Regions from separate parts of the Mus musculus genome. Here region 2 is linked to region 1. The links are chromatin loops, found by intact Hi-C in ENCODE. Cell type or tissue: left cerebral cortex. All regions are shown on one strand. Each heading gives the region's core, and the rest is flanking DNA. Links, peaks and the distances in the headings are about the cores only. Region 1 overlaps Rrp8 (ribosomal RNA processing 8, methyltransferase, homolog (yeast)). Region 2 holds the start of Fam160a2 (family with sequence similarity 160, member A2).

Region 1 (8,333 bases), core at 194-8,193:
GTGACTTATTTAGTTTAGTTGGTAGTTTTTGCCTATATGCACAAAGCTTTGTCTTTGATCTCAAGCACTCATAAAACTGGGCATGGTGGCACACACCTGTAATCCCAGCCCTTGGGAGGTAGAGATAAAAGGATCAGAAATTCAAAGTCATCCTCAGCTACATAGTGAGGTCAAAGCCAGAATGGGCTACAAGAAACCCTGTCTCCTAATAAAATTTAGAAATAGTATTATCTACAAATTTGAGATTACATTTTTATGTGTTTAAATAAATTATACTCTCGGTTATTTATGTTCCTAGTAATACATACATACATACATACAAAGAATCACTAAAGCAATTTTTCAAATTTGTCACTTTATATGAATGGCAAACCAGAGAAAAATTGGGATAGTTACTAGACACAACTCAAATGCTGTTTTTCTTCCTTTTGGGTATGGTTGGAAGGTTTTGGGGTTTTGTTAGTTTTTGGCCACCTGTGAAGCTATATCTCATACTGATAGTTGTCTTGGTCAATTATATACATAGGTGCACAAAGGATTCCTTTCCATTTTGGCAATGAGATGATTTTGTTTTTGTTCCCTTTTCTTGTCTCAGGGACTATAAGAGAAGATGTTTAGATAGTGTTTCCATTAGTTGGGTCTCTTAGTGTGATCAGAGTCCCTCTCAATCTATATTGATAAGGGAAAAAAAATCACATTGGAGGTGAGATGGCTTGGTAGGCAAAGGTACCTTACTCCAAGACTGGCAACCTGGGTGGAATCCCTTGGAATCTCAACATAAACAGATTCCCACCAAATGTTCCCTGACTTCCACACACATACATGGCATACATGTAGCACCACTCCCTCCAAAGAAAAGAAATGGAACTGTAAAATTCTTAAAACTATCACACTGGTTTAAATCATTACTGTTTTAGGTTTTTATTTTTTTGTAAGATGACCTAGCCACTCCAACTGATATATGTATACTAATAGTTTAAACAATCAATAAATTGTGGTTTATTCACAGTAATAAAGATGAAAAGTTGCACTGCACTTAGTAATATGGATGAATGGTAAGGAGTGCAAAAATCTAGACACATGGAAAGGCTATTTAGATATGGAAGCTTTAGTGGTAATACTATGTAGAAGACCAAGAAAATAACATTGAGTCAAAGTAGTGGGAATTTTGTGGATAAAGAGAAAAATGTTGCTTGTGTTTGAGAAGAGGTGGGGAAGCCTTAGGTGGTAATGGCCTTCTGCTGCTTAGGCTGGGTGGTTTTCAGAGTTAAATATTGTTTTGTGTATTTTTCCTTATCGGTGCTTTGTTCTCTTACATTAAAAGGACTTTAAGAGATTACTAGTACCTCAAAAAACAGTAATATACTTCTCACTGAAGTGAAGCCTAGTCCAGGTGTTCCTAATCATGTTGACTCTAGTTTTGGTGATGCTCAAGATTTAGGCACTCCTGCGAAAATGCATCAAGTTGGGCAATGTGGAAATAACACAAGGGAAGTGTTCGTTAGATCCAAGTCTGGAAGCAGCAGTTTCATTATCAACCAATTGTCTATATTATCCGTTGACACACAACTCTATGGGGATATAGGAAATATAGTGCAGTTGATTTCCCAGAAAGAAAATGAGTGTGAAGAACACTGTAACACATACCCAAACCACCACATAGCATGCCAAAGACATGAGGCTAGGGACACACATAAATACAGGGAACTGGTTCAGAACCAGTTGGACTGGGACTTCTCAATAGCACAAGAAAAGAATTGTTACTGCTGCCTGGCCTGCACCCCCTGTTTGACAGGATAAATGTGCATGGTTTTCCCATGGGCTCCTTGAAAGATAACCAGCCCTGAGGATATGTTGGGACCTTCTCAGGGAAGGCTTTTTGCTAGGTAAGGCTCTTTGGCACTAGGTGGCAGTAGATACACTGTGCTCTAGTTTGCTGCCTCTTGCTCTGGTAAAATACTGACAAAGCCAGCTAGAGGAGGAAAGGGTTCATTTTCATTACATCTTACAAGTTAGAGTCCAGAATCAAGGAAAGCCAGGGCAGGAGCATGAGGCAGGAACTGAGGTAAAGGCTGTACTGCGGCTTATCCAGTTTGCTTTCCATGGTTTATTCAATTTTCTTTTTTACACAGCCCAGGCCCACCTGCCTGAGTGGCAATGCCCCACAGACAGGCCTACAGGCCCATGTGATGGAGGCATATTCCCAGCTGAGATGTTCTCCTCCCAGGTGACTTTAGTCTGTCTATTTGACAAAAACTAACTAGCATATACCATCAGGGTTAAGGGGAATGCCAGGGCCAGGAAGCGGGAGTGGATGGGTTGGGGAGCAGGGCAGGGGGAGGGAATAGGGGACTTTCGGGATAGCATTTGAAATGTAAATGAAGACAATATCTAATTAAAAAAATAAAATAAAAAAAAAGAGCAATGAACTTGAGGAGCAGTTGGCTTATATGTCATAGGAATCAACCAAAATCAGCCAATGCACATGTCGCCACAGGAAGCTCCAGGACCTCACCGAAAACCACAAGAGCCAACATTCAAATGCTTGCCTTGGTCGGACCTATCAATGATGCATTAATTGGGTAAGTTTAATTTTCTCCAATATACCTTTCTCCATTCCAATCTCCAAATAAACAGAAGAGGTTAAAAAAAAATGAGTAAGAGATCATATTCTCTGATCCACTGAACTGAAGAGAAGTTTGAGCCCTAAGAGCTACTGACAAGTTACTGGAATGTGGGAAGTGACAGAGGGAAATTGTATCTAAAGGGTCGATTTTCTAGATTAGATTCAGTCATTACGGAGAACATAACATATTTGTACCAGAGTACTAATGAGAGAACAGATCCTTGAAGTGAAACCAAAAAGAAAGAAAAGGGTGCAGCAACTGGAGAGACTTCCAAGAAGCCTAAGAAGCAAGGAGCCTCTGCTTAGTTAAGCCTGCACCCTGGGACTCAGAGAACCAAGACACCAAGAAAATCACAGACTCACAAAGCTCACTCCTAACACTCTCGAGCTCCTGAACCAAAAGCCAAGTCACCAACCTTCAGGTCCCTTGTTATACTAGGGAAAAAAATTAAATGTTTAAAACACTTAGTGGGATCTTCTTTTAGTCACAAACAATTGATAAAATATTTCTTTTCTGATTGTGAGCATTATTTTTTCCTCATTTAAAAGTAGGAAAATGAAAAAAAAAAAAATGAAAAAAAAAAAAAAAGAGTAAAAAAGACGGCCAGTTGAGCCGGGCGTGGTGGCGCACGCCTTTAATCCCAGCACTCAGGAGGCAGAGGCAGGTGGATTTCTGAGTTCGAGGCCAGCCTGGTCTACAAAGTGAGTTCCAGGACAGCCAGGGCTACACAGAGAAACCCTGTCTTGGGGGAAAAAAAAGAAAGAAAAGAAAAGGAAAGGAAAGGAAAGGAAAGGAAAGGAAAGGAAAGGAAAGGAAAGGAAAGGAAAGGAAAGGAAAAAAGTAGAAAATGGGTTGGAAAGATAGCTTGGGAGTTAAGAGTGAGTTCCTGTCTTGCAGAAGGCTCAAGTTCAGTTTTCCACACCCTCATCAGCCAGCTCACAACTGCCTCTAACTCCAGCTCCCCAAAATCCTGTCTGTGGTGGCCTCAGTCACTGCACTCACACATGCATAGCAGGGCCCAGACATGGAATTTAAAAATAAATCTTTAAAGTAGGACTATTAGAAAGTACAGAGTGGCATCTGCTAAGATGTTGAAGCACCCTAAAGGAAACAGGGTTTTGTGGTAAGGTGGACAGGAAGACATATCCAGGGTGCATGATACTAAGTGAGATAATGTGCTCACATTCATTATAAGGGTTTTAATTCTGTTTCAGAGTCCAATTTTCTTCTAAAATAGCCAAACTTCTTATATACTATGACTTCATCATCTTCAAAACCTGTCCTTCAAGGTGACCTTCCTAGGTAGGGAGAGACTGGGAGGAAGTGGAAACAGATGATCTATCTTTTCCTTTCTTTGTGTGATATGAACCTCACCCAGGCTATCCTGTCTAATGCACAGGGCTGAAAAATACAGTTTAACTGTAAGTGCAGAAAGAGGGCACTGTGGCAATTTCTTCCCGAGGAAAAAATATTGTACAAAGATGGAGGGGCATGTTTAGAAGTGAAGAGAATTTGGAGTGCATTATGAATGAATCGAAAGCTCAGGCAGTATTGAGAAGAGCGAGTTAAGTTGCAGCTGGCTAGCAGAACAATGAGTGGGTAAGATCACACAGGGCCTGGGAAGGAGTTTGTCTTTTGTTCTCAAGCCATGAGAATCCATTGAAGGATTTTATGCAAAGAGGTGACATAATGTGATTTACATTTCATAGAGATCACTTGGCAGTAAGGAAAATGAATTGCTTGGGGGGAGCAAAGGCTATTAGATCCCCATAAGCAGTCACTGTAGTTGTCAAAAGTCCTAGAACTCGGTGGCTGGTTAGCGAACTCACCTGGAAAGGAGGATGACCTGGAAATGAAAGGCTCTAATTGCCAGTCTCTGAAAAGCTGCAGAGGGCTTTGTGCAATTACGTAACTGGTGAGTGCTTGGAGCTGAGCTGCCTCTGCCAAGATCACACTGTTTCTTTTGGAACTGTGCTCTTAGGACCCTGTTACAGGAACAAAATCAGGAGCACATGAATAATTGCAGAAGCAAGAACACTCTGCTCAGAGAGCTCTGAAGGAACACTGAACAGGCACCAGATCTGGATTGATAGCCATACCTAACTTCATTCTTGTCTCCTACAGTCCTTAAAAGACTAGGGTTATTCTTTCTCTGCAGTGGAGAAAGGTTGCAGCAAGCCTGTAAAGATTTTTTTTTAAACTTTGTTTGATGAGTTTTGCCTGCATGTACATCTGTGGACCATGTGCATGCCTGCTGTGCCCAGAAGCCAAAGTGGGCATGGGTACCCAAAGGACTAGATGGTTATAAGCCATCTTGTGGGTGTGCTGGGAATTTTACCTGAGTCCTTTGTAAGAGCAGCCATTGCTCCCAATCAAAGAAAACATCTGTTCAGGCCCACTGTGATGTTCTTAGTTAGCCACAGTTCTGTGATCAGCTCAAGGCACAAACAATCTCATGAGAATGTCTAATTCTGAGTAACAATAAATAACTGGCTCCTGTGCTGGCTTGCAATCTTCACCCATCCTGGCATTGCCTCCCCTAAGGAGCCTGCTCTGGGGAAATGAAGGAGACGCCTTGCTTTCTGTATCTTGTTTCTACCTCCTTGCTGAGTATTCCAGGCACAAGTGCTAGCAAGAAGAGGCAAGCAAACACAAGACTGGTTGATTCTGTGACCCACAGGCTTAGTGGACATTCAAAAGGGAAATCCCATTAGTCTCTGATGGATACTGTACCATTCTGGATGGTTTCCTGAAACTCCTCTGGGTGGCTGACTCCTTGCTGTTTGCTATTAAGTCTCTTTATCTCTTCAAAATGGCCCCATAGGACAGGACCCAAGCCTACCCTCCACTTAGCACGAGACGCATACAAGGCACTCATGTGCTGTTGTCCCACATTCTGGAAACACAAAGCAGCAGCATTCCACGGCCACACCAAGCAAAAAAAAAAAAAAAAAACCAGTGAGTTTTTTCTTGCCCTGTATTTTTCCAGAGCAGGAACTGGACTCTAGGTTCATCATTCTTTAGCAGTACGAGTATCTTGTGCTTCCTAAATGGTCCCAGTAGACCTAGTTAGAACTGTAATCAGAAACCTGACTGTCTCCCCTTTCCTACAGAGGCTAGGTTCTAACAGACCAGTAGTAAGGAGAGTAACAAGCTCTGACACAGCACTGAACTGTGCTCCATCCTCCTACATGCTATTAACACTGCCAGCACTTCTATGGTATTTCCTTAGTTCAGGGTCTAATCTGTACCCCTTGGCTGGTCTGGAACTATGTAGTTAAGACTGGCCCCAAGCTCACAAAGCTCCACCTGCCTCTACCGACTGAGTGCTGAGATTAGAGGTGTTCCCCACCACACCCAGCCATCATTCACTCTCTTCCATTCTCAAAGTGATCTTCACTTTCCCCTCCTCAAAATCCCAATCCTCTCCCCACTTTTACGCTCAATGAATAGTTTTGTTCCCTCCTTCAAAGAACCCAAAGCCATCAGAAAAAATTCATAGGACCCTACTCAGATCTAAAGAACCAGAAAATGCAGGAGGGCTTGGAATGCAGCATTTTAATAACCCTCATAGATGACTCTAGTCCCATAAAGTTTGAAAGCCACTCTTTCAGTTAACCCCTCCCATTACCACTTACCCTTAATACTCTTCTCTCTCCTTCAATCTGTACTGACCATACAAGCCTCCCGTCCTTTAAGCTGGGTATGCTGTGAGAGATGATGGTGTGTGCATACGCATGTGTAGGTGTAGAAACCAGAGGAGGACATCAAGTTCCCTGCTCTATCACTCCACCTTATTATTTGGAGTCAGGTTCTTACTGGATCAGGAAAGTTGGCTGGCGGACAAGCCCAGTATTCTGTCTCTCTCTGTCACTATTCCAATCCTCCTCAGCGTTGGAGTTCTAGACACACTTTTATGAGTGCTAAGGCTCTGAACTCAGGTCTTCACGCTTATATAGCACACCAGCATGGCCTGTTTACTGCAGCTTCTCGAAAGTGCCCTCTCTATCCCGCCAAGTCTATCTTGAGGCTCTCCTGCTGGCATCCGTTTTCAGTACTAGTTCACAGCACCCTTAGTAGAAGCCCACCCTGCTTCTGTACATGCCTAGGAATCTTAGTTTACTGACTGTTTCTCTTTTACACTCCTCACTGCACATACAAGGAAAAAAGTCAACAAACTCTGAAAACTAAATACGGCTTGAGAAGTCTGCAGTGAAACCAACAAATCATTCACAACACAGTTGTATGCTAAGAAACCGTTTGCAGACAGTATGTTGGGAATATAGATGCTTCTGGGGAGGGGGCTTATGAATCTGCAAAGCTATTTGGGAAGATGAGTATACTTTGGTAGTGAAATGCATGTTCAGCAGCAATAGCACATGCAGAGATATTGTATGGAACTGACTAAGGTTGGTCTCAGTTCAGACTCCAAACATGCCTTCTGGCCTTTTTCAAAATCTTTATTCCTTTAGGCCTGGAGGCATCTAACTGGTTCAAAATCCCGAGACCTATTTGCTCCTAGAGGAAACTCCTAGGTCTTATTCTTAGGAAGTCGTAAACAAGCCTATATGCCTGGTTTCAAGGCAGACGCCTCCTGAATGAGCTCAGTGTGTCAACCTAGCTCACCTTCCCTCAGCACTACGCCAAGAACTTGTATATTCAGTACCTGTAGTTTTCCTAGGACACACAGACTGTGCCAATAAGCAGCCCAATCAGTTTCTGCTGTTGAACAGATTCCAGCTTCTGTATTACCCCCTTCCAAGGAAAGCTTCAAACACGTTAAGTCTCTAAAGAGCAAATAAGCCCGTTTACATGCCTATATCAAACTCCCCCAGTCTTTCTCGGTCACATCTACATTACTTATTGCTCAACCGTTAAGGCAGTAGGGGTGATCAGACACAGTGAGATCAACGACACACATAGCCATAGCTGGTTTATTCAGCACCTCTTACTAGTCCCAGCTCTAGCTGTAGCTTTCCTCAGTGAACCCATTTAACATACTGTAAGACAAGAAGGTTACATTTTTCAAATGAGAAATAGAATATTCAGAAAGTAAATGATTTCTTCAGCTAAATATGGTGGCCCATGCCTGTGTTCCCAATAATCAGGAGGCTGAGGCAGGAGGATTGCCATTTGTTTTGTTTGAGGTCAGCTTGGACTAGTGTGAGATACTGTCTCAAAACAACAACAACAACAACAACAATAGCAACACAGAAAAAAATTAGATGATTCCCAGCTCCAAGAAACAAAGAAATTAAATAACTCCCAGCCCCAAGTGGCAAACTAGCATTGGGACCTGCCATAAGGCAAAAACTGCCTGTCTGTAGTCTTGAAGCTGAAGGAGCAGAAACTATGGATGAGCAGAGGTGGACAATATTGGTCAGAAGACAACACAGCGGAGAGCCCACGTGCCTTCTGAGAGATGAAGAGAAAGCAAACCCAGAGATCCATCAGTTCTCAGCCGACTAGTTTCCACAATACTGAAGTGACCCACAATTATTAGACACATCCATGCCCTCACAATAAACACCTCATTCTTGAGCCTGCCCAAGTAATTTTATGCTTTCTGTATCCAAGAAGGCTCCATTAGAGTAGAGCTGAGCTGGAGGCTTTACCACAGTGTTCTTGGTACAGAAGGAGGGTGGTACCAGATCCTGGCTCATAGCCTGGGTAGATACAGTCTTCAGAGTTCTGAGACTGGAGTCT
Region 2 (8,333 bases), core at 91-8,090, 330 kb before region 1:
TTACAACAGTGACCTCCTCAGTGTCACACATGGTTATCTCTACACCTGTTCTTTGAGGATGACAAAGAGGAAGTCAAAGACTGGGTGAAATTGATCCTAAAGGGTAAGAAAAGTTCACTGGGCAGAGAAGAAAAGATGTTCCTAGAAGAGGAAGCAGCTTTTACAAAGATTCCAAGGCTAGAAAAGTAACATGTTTGTTAAGAGAACTGTGAACAATTTATTCAAGCTAGAACACAGAGGAGGAAGTGGCAACAGACAAGGCATGAAGAGGTGAGTTGAGGCCATATAAAGGAAATTGGATGTTGTCCTACAGGCTACAAAGAGCCAACTTTTTTAAGCAGCATAGTTTCATGATCGAATTTGTATTTTTAGAAAGATCATTCTAGGAATAGGCAAGAAAAGATCAACTTTTAAAGCAACAGACTTTAAAAAAAAATAGGTAAGTACCAAGGAGCTGAGGACTCAGGCAAAAGTTGGTGATGATGTGGCAATGGAGATAACAGAGGAAAAGTATTGGTCATCTCAGTGACTGACCAAATTTAGGAGGTAAAGGAGCAGAAATAGAGAATGACATCAAAGTCATCCTCTGGATTGATATAAGAGCAGATGATTGCAAAAAAATGGGTCTTTGGGGCATGTTAATTCAAAGATCACTGTGGAGATTTATGCATAAGTGCATATGTATATTTAGAACACAGAGACTGAGACAGATAAAGAGAAATAATCACATCATTCTGATTTTTTTAATATATTTCCACATTCTCCCTTTAAACTAAAACTTTTTCTCCCCTAACCAGAATGAGAATTCTATGCAACTGCATAGGACCACAACTTATTTCTATTGTTATCTTATGGGACTGAATTCACAACAAGAATTTGTTGAAAGAATAAATGAATGAGTTTGTTTTCCTAGCCCTCACTAAGAGTGCACACACCACCACCAAAATGTTTCTATCACTACAGCATCCTCATCCATGTTTCATCCTCTCAGACCTACCATTCCTCTGTAAATTAAAAGTCAAAATCCATTGTAATTAATGTTACTATGGCAACAAAAAGTTTAGTATAGCAAACAAAAAGCTTTCCGAATTCTGTGCTTTCTCTAGTAGAACCAAGAATTTATACAGATCCTAAGAATGCTCTAACATGCCAACCATAGTAGTGAACACCTTTTACCCTAGCACTTGGAAGGCAGATGCTGGCAGATCTCTGTGGCCAACCAAGCTACACTGTGAGGCCTCATCTGGGGAGAGGGACAAAAAAAAAAGGAGTGGGGGAGGGAGAGGGGAGGAGAGAAAGGCAAAGAAATTCTCTAACATTATCAGTAATACGCCCAATACTATACATGCCCATTCCATGTCATTGATACAATATTAAACAAAGCTCTCATCCCTATGACATGCTCACGCCCCTTAATTTTTTTGTTAACAATTACAAATCATAAAGAAATACTACTTGCAGGTATGAGGTCCTCTATTTCATCACTTTTCCAATATATAATGTGCCCTTTGCCCACACTGCCTTTACTTTCTATTACAAATCTTCCTTCCTCTAGTCACTAGCACTATGAAGATGCCAAACTGACTTGTTTTGTCCCTCTACCCTGTGAAACTGCTAGCTTCTGAATCTGACTCATCTCTAAAATTCCTTCCTTTGCCTACTTCACAAGGTATCAACATAATTTCAGCAAATTTTAAGGATGCTATGTAAAGCATGTCACTTTGATTTTATAATGAATTAATATAATATGTAAGCATGCATGCTACTCAGATATCTAAAGTTACATAAAATTACTATATAAGTACATGGTTCTTCAACCTAAAACAACACACACACCACTATCATTCTGAATGTCAGGATTTCATAAACCAGTAAAATATTTATTTTTTAAAAAGGTGATCAACTTTTTATTTTCATCATTTTCTTTAAACCTACCATGTACTTTACCACTAATTATTTCTCCAGTGAAAGAGCAAAGAGCACCTTAACACCAAAAAAGAACAATAATATTAGAATAAGTTACCCCTGCCCCTCTTTTGGCAGTGTTGGGATCAAACTTATAGTTTTGAATATGGAAGGGCACTCTCCCACTGAGCCACTCCCCCAGGATATAACTTTATTTTTAGTTCTTTCATCCTGTCTTATACAGATGAACGCTACCATGGACTGGATCCACAGGTCAGTGTTTGGGAACCACTACTACAACCTGTTATGCTTGTCGGTCCTCAAAAGTTCTGATTATCTGGCCAGACATATCATTATGAAGAAGGCCTCTTTGGTCTCCAGAGAGAAGAAAATATACCACAAGATAAAATAACTAGCTCTGAAGCTGAGATTCTTTAACAGAATATAAACTGAGGCTGCCTCAAATTCTCTAGGGATAGTCTTCATAGAAAGACCTAAATACTGTTATGGTTAAAGGAGGTTCAAGACACCTCAACTACATAGCCGACTGTCAGATCAGAGAGAAGATCCAGAGAATGGATCATATCACTAGTGAGACTAACTTCCCCAAATTCATGTCTGTGTGGATAAGGAGATGGACTTATAAAATACAAATAAAATGAACTTAATTATAGGATACAGAGGGAAATATGAGCTGTAAAATAGAGAAAACTTTTCAGGTGGTCTAAGTGTTTGGCATCTTGATTTCACAAATATGCACATATGTCAAAACATGTACACTTAAAGTATAAGCATTTACTGTACAAAAATTTGCTTCCACAAAGTCATGGGTTTTTTGTTCCTGCTTTTCAAACTCCTAAGAAGAGCAAACCTAAACACAGTGCTGCATATAACAAGCCATGTGACTTCCATGAAAGCAACTGCTCGTCCAATACAGATGACAGCAACAGGGAAGGAGGAATGTAGTAAGGGTGCCCAGAAGCAGGCAGAGAGAAAATATGGGTAGTTCTCTCTCTCCACCTCTCAAAACACAAAAACAAACTTCCTGATGGCCTCATTTTAAAGTCTGCCTTACAAAAGCAGAACCTGAGGAAACTGTGGTTCCATTATTACTCTGTAGATGACTAAACCTCAAACATTTTCCTTATCACAGTTACTGTTGCTTATGATGCTGTTTTGTGTGTGGTGTTTGGGGTTTGTTATTGTGGTTCTGGGGTTTTTTTTTTTTTCCTCCTCTCTCACTCTCTAACATATCTATGGGCACAGGGCGGCCAAGTGCACAACACTTGCGCCTGTACTTTACTTGATCGTAAACTATTGCTCTCCCTGGACAGGGCATCCAAGGAGGCCCCACAACCAACCTCAGCTCTCATGCAAGTCTCATAACCCTCAAGCCCCTTTCCTCCTCTGCCCTGCTTTCAACTGCTACACCAAGGCACAGCCATCCCCCGCTGGTTCCCGCCTTGGCCTTTAACGCTCCCCATCCCCGCACAGGCCTTACCCCCTCAACTCTTGTCCCAGGACGTCCCTCACCTTTCCAAGCTCAGCGAACCCACACCCTTTGCAAACGGTGGTTATGAGTTCCTTCAACTGGGCCCTTCGGAGCTGGGCCCAGGATCCCCTCCAGCGGGCTTCTTCCTGGTGCACAGCACCTAGGCTGTCCCCTGCCCCCCTACCTCAGATGTTCGCAGCCCCTCACCACCTGCCAACCCTTCACCCTGTCCCTTCAATTCCAAACCCGGTGCCGTCATCCCGAATCCCCTCGGCACCTTGCGCCTCTGCGCGCGCCGCGGCCCACGCGTCTCTTTCACTTGCACCACGCCGCCCTGCCCGGGCCTGTCGGCGGCCGGGCTAGGTGAGTTCAGGCCGCCGCCATCGCTCCTCAGGCGAACCAGCCGCGCCCCGCCCCGCGCCACACGCAGCCCGCGCCCCCGCGCACCTCACGCAACCGCCCAGTGACGCACGGCTGGGCAGCGGCGTGCCAGCTCATTGGTCCGGCCAGGCCCCAGCCAGAGCGTCGACGCCCGTTTCCTGGCAACGGCCGAGCGCAGGGGCGGGGTCTCCGTCCGCATTCCAAGAAAGGAGCGGCTCCACACTCTCAGGCCCCGCCCCCTCGACCCGCAGACTCCGCCCTTCTGAGGATTCTGGCGTTTTATAGGGGACGACTGAGAAGAGGCGGGGACAGAGGAGAGAAATTCGAACCGGAGGGCAGAAGGCTGCTCTAAGGGAGGGACAAGCTTCTGAGGCTAGGAAAGAGTAGGCTTTGGAAGGCACTGGGAGAGATAGAGGGCGAGGACGAGGGGGCGGGAACACAGGCCCTGGGCGGTGCTTATAGCGTCAAGTGGGCAGGGCTTTTCCTAAAGGATAGGCCAAGGGCCAGTCTGTGGGCAGGGCTGTAGAAAGCTCTCCTAGACCAGGCTGTTTGCTACCAAGCTAGTTTGTTTCCACCAGACTTATGCACGCCGGTTGGATTCTACCTTCCTACCCGTGAAGACCGCCTCTTCCTAGCTCTCCCGAAGCTTCCGTGACCTCGTAGAACGTGGAATAAGTTCCTACATGACAGCCTGGATTCCTGATCCGTTAGAACCTGTCTCAGTCTTAGGGCTGCGAAAGGAAAAGCGTCTAGAAGCAGCACTTAGCATGATCCCTGTTCATAGAGGATGAAAGAGCTGAGAGATGGCTTCAGGGAGAAATGCTGGCTGAAACAAGAGTGAGAAACACTAAGAGAATTAGCAGTTTCCGATAAAATCTGTAGTTGATTCTATCAGTGTTACCTGATTGTGATCATTCTGTGATTACATAATATGATGGATGACAGGGGGGCATGGGTAAGGAGTTTACAGCTTTGTGTGTTGTTTTTGTGACTTTTCTGTGATTCTAAAACTGGTTCAAATTAAAAGTATCCATAAAGAAGAAAGAAATAAAAATTTCACCCTAAAGAATTAGCTATCCCAAGGCAAGGCAGAATGGTCAAGACCCGGAGAACACCTGGAGCTGGGAGCATGCAAAGCAAAGATCAGATGAGAATGAAAACGGAATATATAATACTGCGGGACTAGTTGACCGTGTTAGTTTATATTATAGTCTTGGAATTTTATACATAGTCAGGTGGACAGGGCACCTTTGCAAATGGTCATTCAAAAGCAAAGCCCAAAATAGGATCAAAAGGATGTAGAAAAGGGAGTTTGTGGACACTGGGAAGGGTTTGAGACTTGGGTAAAGGGAAGGGAAAGGATTAAATATTGACATCCTGTATAAATTAAAAACCATCAAAGGGAACCAGAGAGATACCATCCTGGTTAAAGCACTGGCTGAGCAAACGTGACAGCCAGAGTTCAAATTCCCCAGAATCTACATAAATACCGGGTGGGTGTTGTGATCCACCGGGATCTGTCCTTGAAAGGTGACTCTGTTTTATTGAGAGAACCTGTCTCATTAAATCAGATGGAAGAACAAACAAGTGTGATTCCTTCCATCAGTCTCAGGCCTCCACAAGCACACACACACACACACACACACCACTCAAGGGCATACTCACAAATTTCCAGAGCTGAGGCATTGTTATGAGAGGTGGGAGTGACAGTGACTAGAAAGAAGAAGAGTGACTCCTCAAGCTTATAATAGTTCTGCTTCTTGAGCCAAGTACTGAGCTGGGTAAGTTCAATTTGTGAAAATATATCAAACTATAGATTTCTCTATTACTGTTGTTCCAGTGATAGTGGTAGTTACTATGTTGGCTGTATTAGTCAGCTGTCCATCACTGTTCCAAAATGAGATTAATAACAGAAAAAAAAAAAGTTTATCTTGATTCAGAAATTTCTGCCATGCTTGCCTTTGGAACAGTGGTGAGGAAGTAGATCATGCCACAGAGTATATGGCAGCGGAGGCTGTTTACCTCGTGCCATCCTAGAAGTAAAGGGTAAGATAGAAAAATGTTAGAACCCCAACATTCTCAAGGGCATACCTCATTGGCATGCTACCTGCCCCTTCCTAAAAGTTTTACCATCCCCCAATTGTGCCAGAACCTATTGACCAAGACCTCAGAACATAGCCTGTGGGGTACCTTTAAGACTCAAACCACAGTACTAAGTAACAAATCACTCCAAATTAGTGGCATAAAGCAGACGGCTTGTTATTCTGTGATTCCAATGAGATGCAGCAGAAGTGGTTTATTTCTATCCCATGAGCATCTAGGAAATTCAAATGTGGGAGTGGCTTGAGCCATCATTAGAATCACCTAAAGGCTTCTTCAATTGCATGTACAGTGCTGGGCTGGAACAAGTGAAAGGCTGAACTCAGCTCAGACTTCTCAAGTTTCTCACAGTGTGATAGACAGGATCAAAGAGAGCAGGATCCTGAGAGGCAGCAATCACAATATGCATACCAAGCTACCCAGAAAGTAGCAACATCTTTGATAGTCTAACCTTAGATGTCACAAAACATCACGCTTAGTATGCTCTATTTGCTGATAGTCACAAGTGACAAACATCAAAAAATTTGCAGTCATTTTTTAAAATATCTGAATTACATAATACTAAATATTGGTCCCAGGTGTTTGGCTGAGAGGACAGAAATGGGCGTTTGGGGTGGGGGAGAAGAGTAGGTGGGAGAAGATAAAGGTGCTGATACACTGGGTTGAAGGGGACTGCGGTGGTTTGAATAAGAATGGCCCCCATAGGCTCATATATTTGAATGCTTAGTCACCAGGGTGTGGAACTCTTTGAAATGATTAGAAAGATTGGAAGGTGTGGCCTTGTTGTATCACTATGGGTAGGCCTTGAGGCTTCAAAAGCCCTAGGCTTGCACTCTCTCTTCCCCCCTCGACCCCTGCCTATGGGTAAGGATATAACTCTCAACAACTACTCCTGCAACATACCTGCCATTATGGCATTACTGGCACCATGCTCCTGACCATGGACCAAACTTCTAAAACTGTAAAGAAGCCCCCAATTGAATGCTTTTTTGGTGGTGGTGGTGGTGGTGGTGGTGGTGGTGGTTAGTTGGTTTGGTTTGGTTTGGTTTGGAGTTTTAAGACAGGGTTTCTCTGTGTAACAGCCCTAGCTGTCTGGGAATTCACTCTGTAGACCAGGCTTGGCCTTGAACTCGAAAAAATGCCTCTGCCTCTGCCTCTGCCTCTGCCTCTGCCTCTGCCTCTGCCTCTGCCTCTGCCTCTGCCTCTGCCTCTGCCTCTGCCTCTGCCTCTGCCTCTGCCTCTGCCTCTGCCGTCTCCCAAGTGAGTGGAGGCATTAAACCATACCTGGCAAATCATTTATAAGAGTTGGCCTAGTGATGGAGTCTCTTCACAGCCTTAGAACAGTGGCTAACACAGTATGACAGTTAAGGTGTCAAAGTGGGATCTAGTATGCAGTTAGTCAGTCCTAAGGATGACTAAAGCTCAAGGAAGTTCATGAGAATTACTAGATAGCAAAATAATTCTGTGGGTGACCAAGATCAGCCAGAACATGTGTGGAAGATGGAAATGAAAGAGAGAGATCTAAGATTTCTAGGAAACACTAACCTAGAAGGAATGTGCGAAGACTCTTATAAAAGAGACTAAGAAATAAACAGAACACCAGGAAATGGTGACATTACAAAAGCTATGGACAAAAACATTTTGGAAACATTTCCTAGGGATATAGATATTTCTTTCAAGAAATTCCAAAAATGTAAATCTGACACTAACCCATAGCTGTATAAAACAGTTTACAGGTCTCCCATTGTCTTTGATTGTCCCCTTTTGTTCTTAAAATTAGGGGTAGGGGACAGGTTAGCAAGATGGCTCAGCAGGTAAAAGCATGAGCCTCACCACTGGAATTTGTGTACCAACTGACTCCAAAAGTTGTACTCTGATCTCCATAGGAATGACAGCAGGGACATCAGCCTAAGTGGGAGGGGGGATTATAGGAAATACGTTTGTTTTGTTATGAAAAGTTCACAAGAAAACTTGAAAGAGGTTGAGGGTCCACAAAATATGTCCAGTAGCTGTTGGCGCTGGGCATGAGAAATAGGAAAGGAACAAAAGTAGCACAGAATGAGCACATAGCCGGAAGATTGGGTGATAGGTATGTAGATAAGGATGTGGCTATGGAAAACACCTCTAAGTGAGAGGCACCCCAGTGTCCCTAGAGACTAGTTTAACACCTGACATGAAGGAGCCGCTTGGCACATAATTGTCAAATAAATAACTAGGCCCAACAGAGAACCTGCATAAAGTGAAACAGTATTCAAACCGACATTTCCAGCAGGCTTGGGGAAGGTGAAAGAAGACAGTAACAAAACTGAAGCTACCTTCCCAAGCATCTACCTCCCACCACCTCCGGGGACCTCATTAAAGGTGTTTAGCTGGGCAGGTGTAAACCAGCCTGGGTCCTGGGAGACAGGGCAGGGTGCTGGAGCTACAGTGCCTCCACCCACTCCATCCCTGCTAG

Evidence for each region. Hi-C counts contacts between places; a loop is a spot of excess contacts. Peaks named below come from ENCODE experiments on the same cell type or tissue, not always from the same donor. Only the 100,000 strongest peaks of a DNase experiment are listed, where the experiment ranks them.
Region 2: a loop joins it to region 1, with 2.0 times the contacts of the local background. A loop is called at or near these places in 4 of 42 quality-filtered maps.

What each region holds. Positions count from the first base shown.
Region 1 is chr7:105,724,660-105,732,992 of GRCm38, forward strand. It overlaps Rrp8 (ribosomal RNA processing 8, methyltransferase, homolog (yeast)), which reads right to left. Exons shown (of 7, transcript NM_025897.2): 7 at 7,071-8,333. Among named protein-coding and RNA genes, the nearest start is that of Rrp8, 7.8 kb to the right of the region's middle. In left cerebral cortex, for the core only: a CTCF peak has its summit at 1,905 (motif pointing right); DNase peaks (open chromatin) are centred at 1,915 and 4,556; H3K27ac peaks cover 2,591 bases.
Region 2 is chr7:105,396,210-105,404,542 of GRCm38, forward strand. Fam160a2 (family with sequence similarity 160, member A2) reads right to left here and starts at 3,845. Exons shown (of 12, transcript NM_199009.3): 1 at 3,675-3,845. It also overlaps a transcript of Cnga4 not described here. In left cerebral cortex, for the core only: no CTCF peak of the experiment used is centred there; a DNase peak (open chromatin) is centred at 4,049; H3K4me3 peaks cover 2,313 bases; H3K27ac peaks cover 1,619 bases.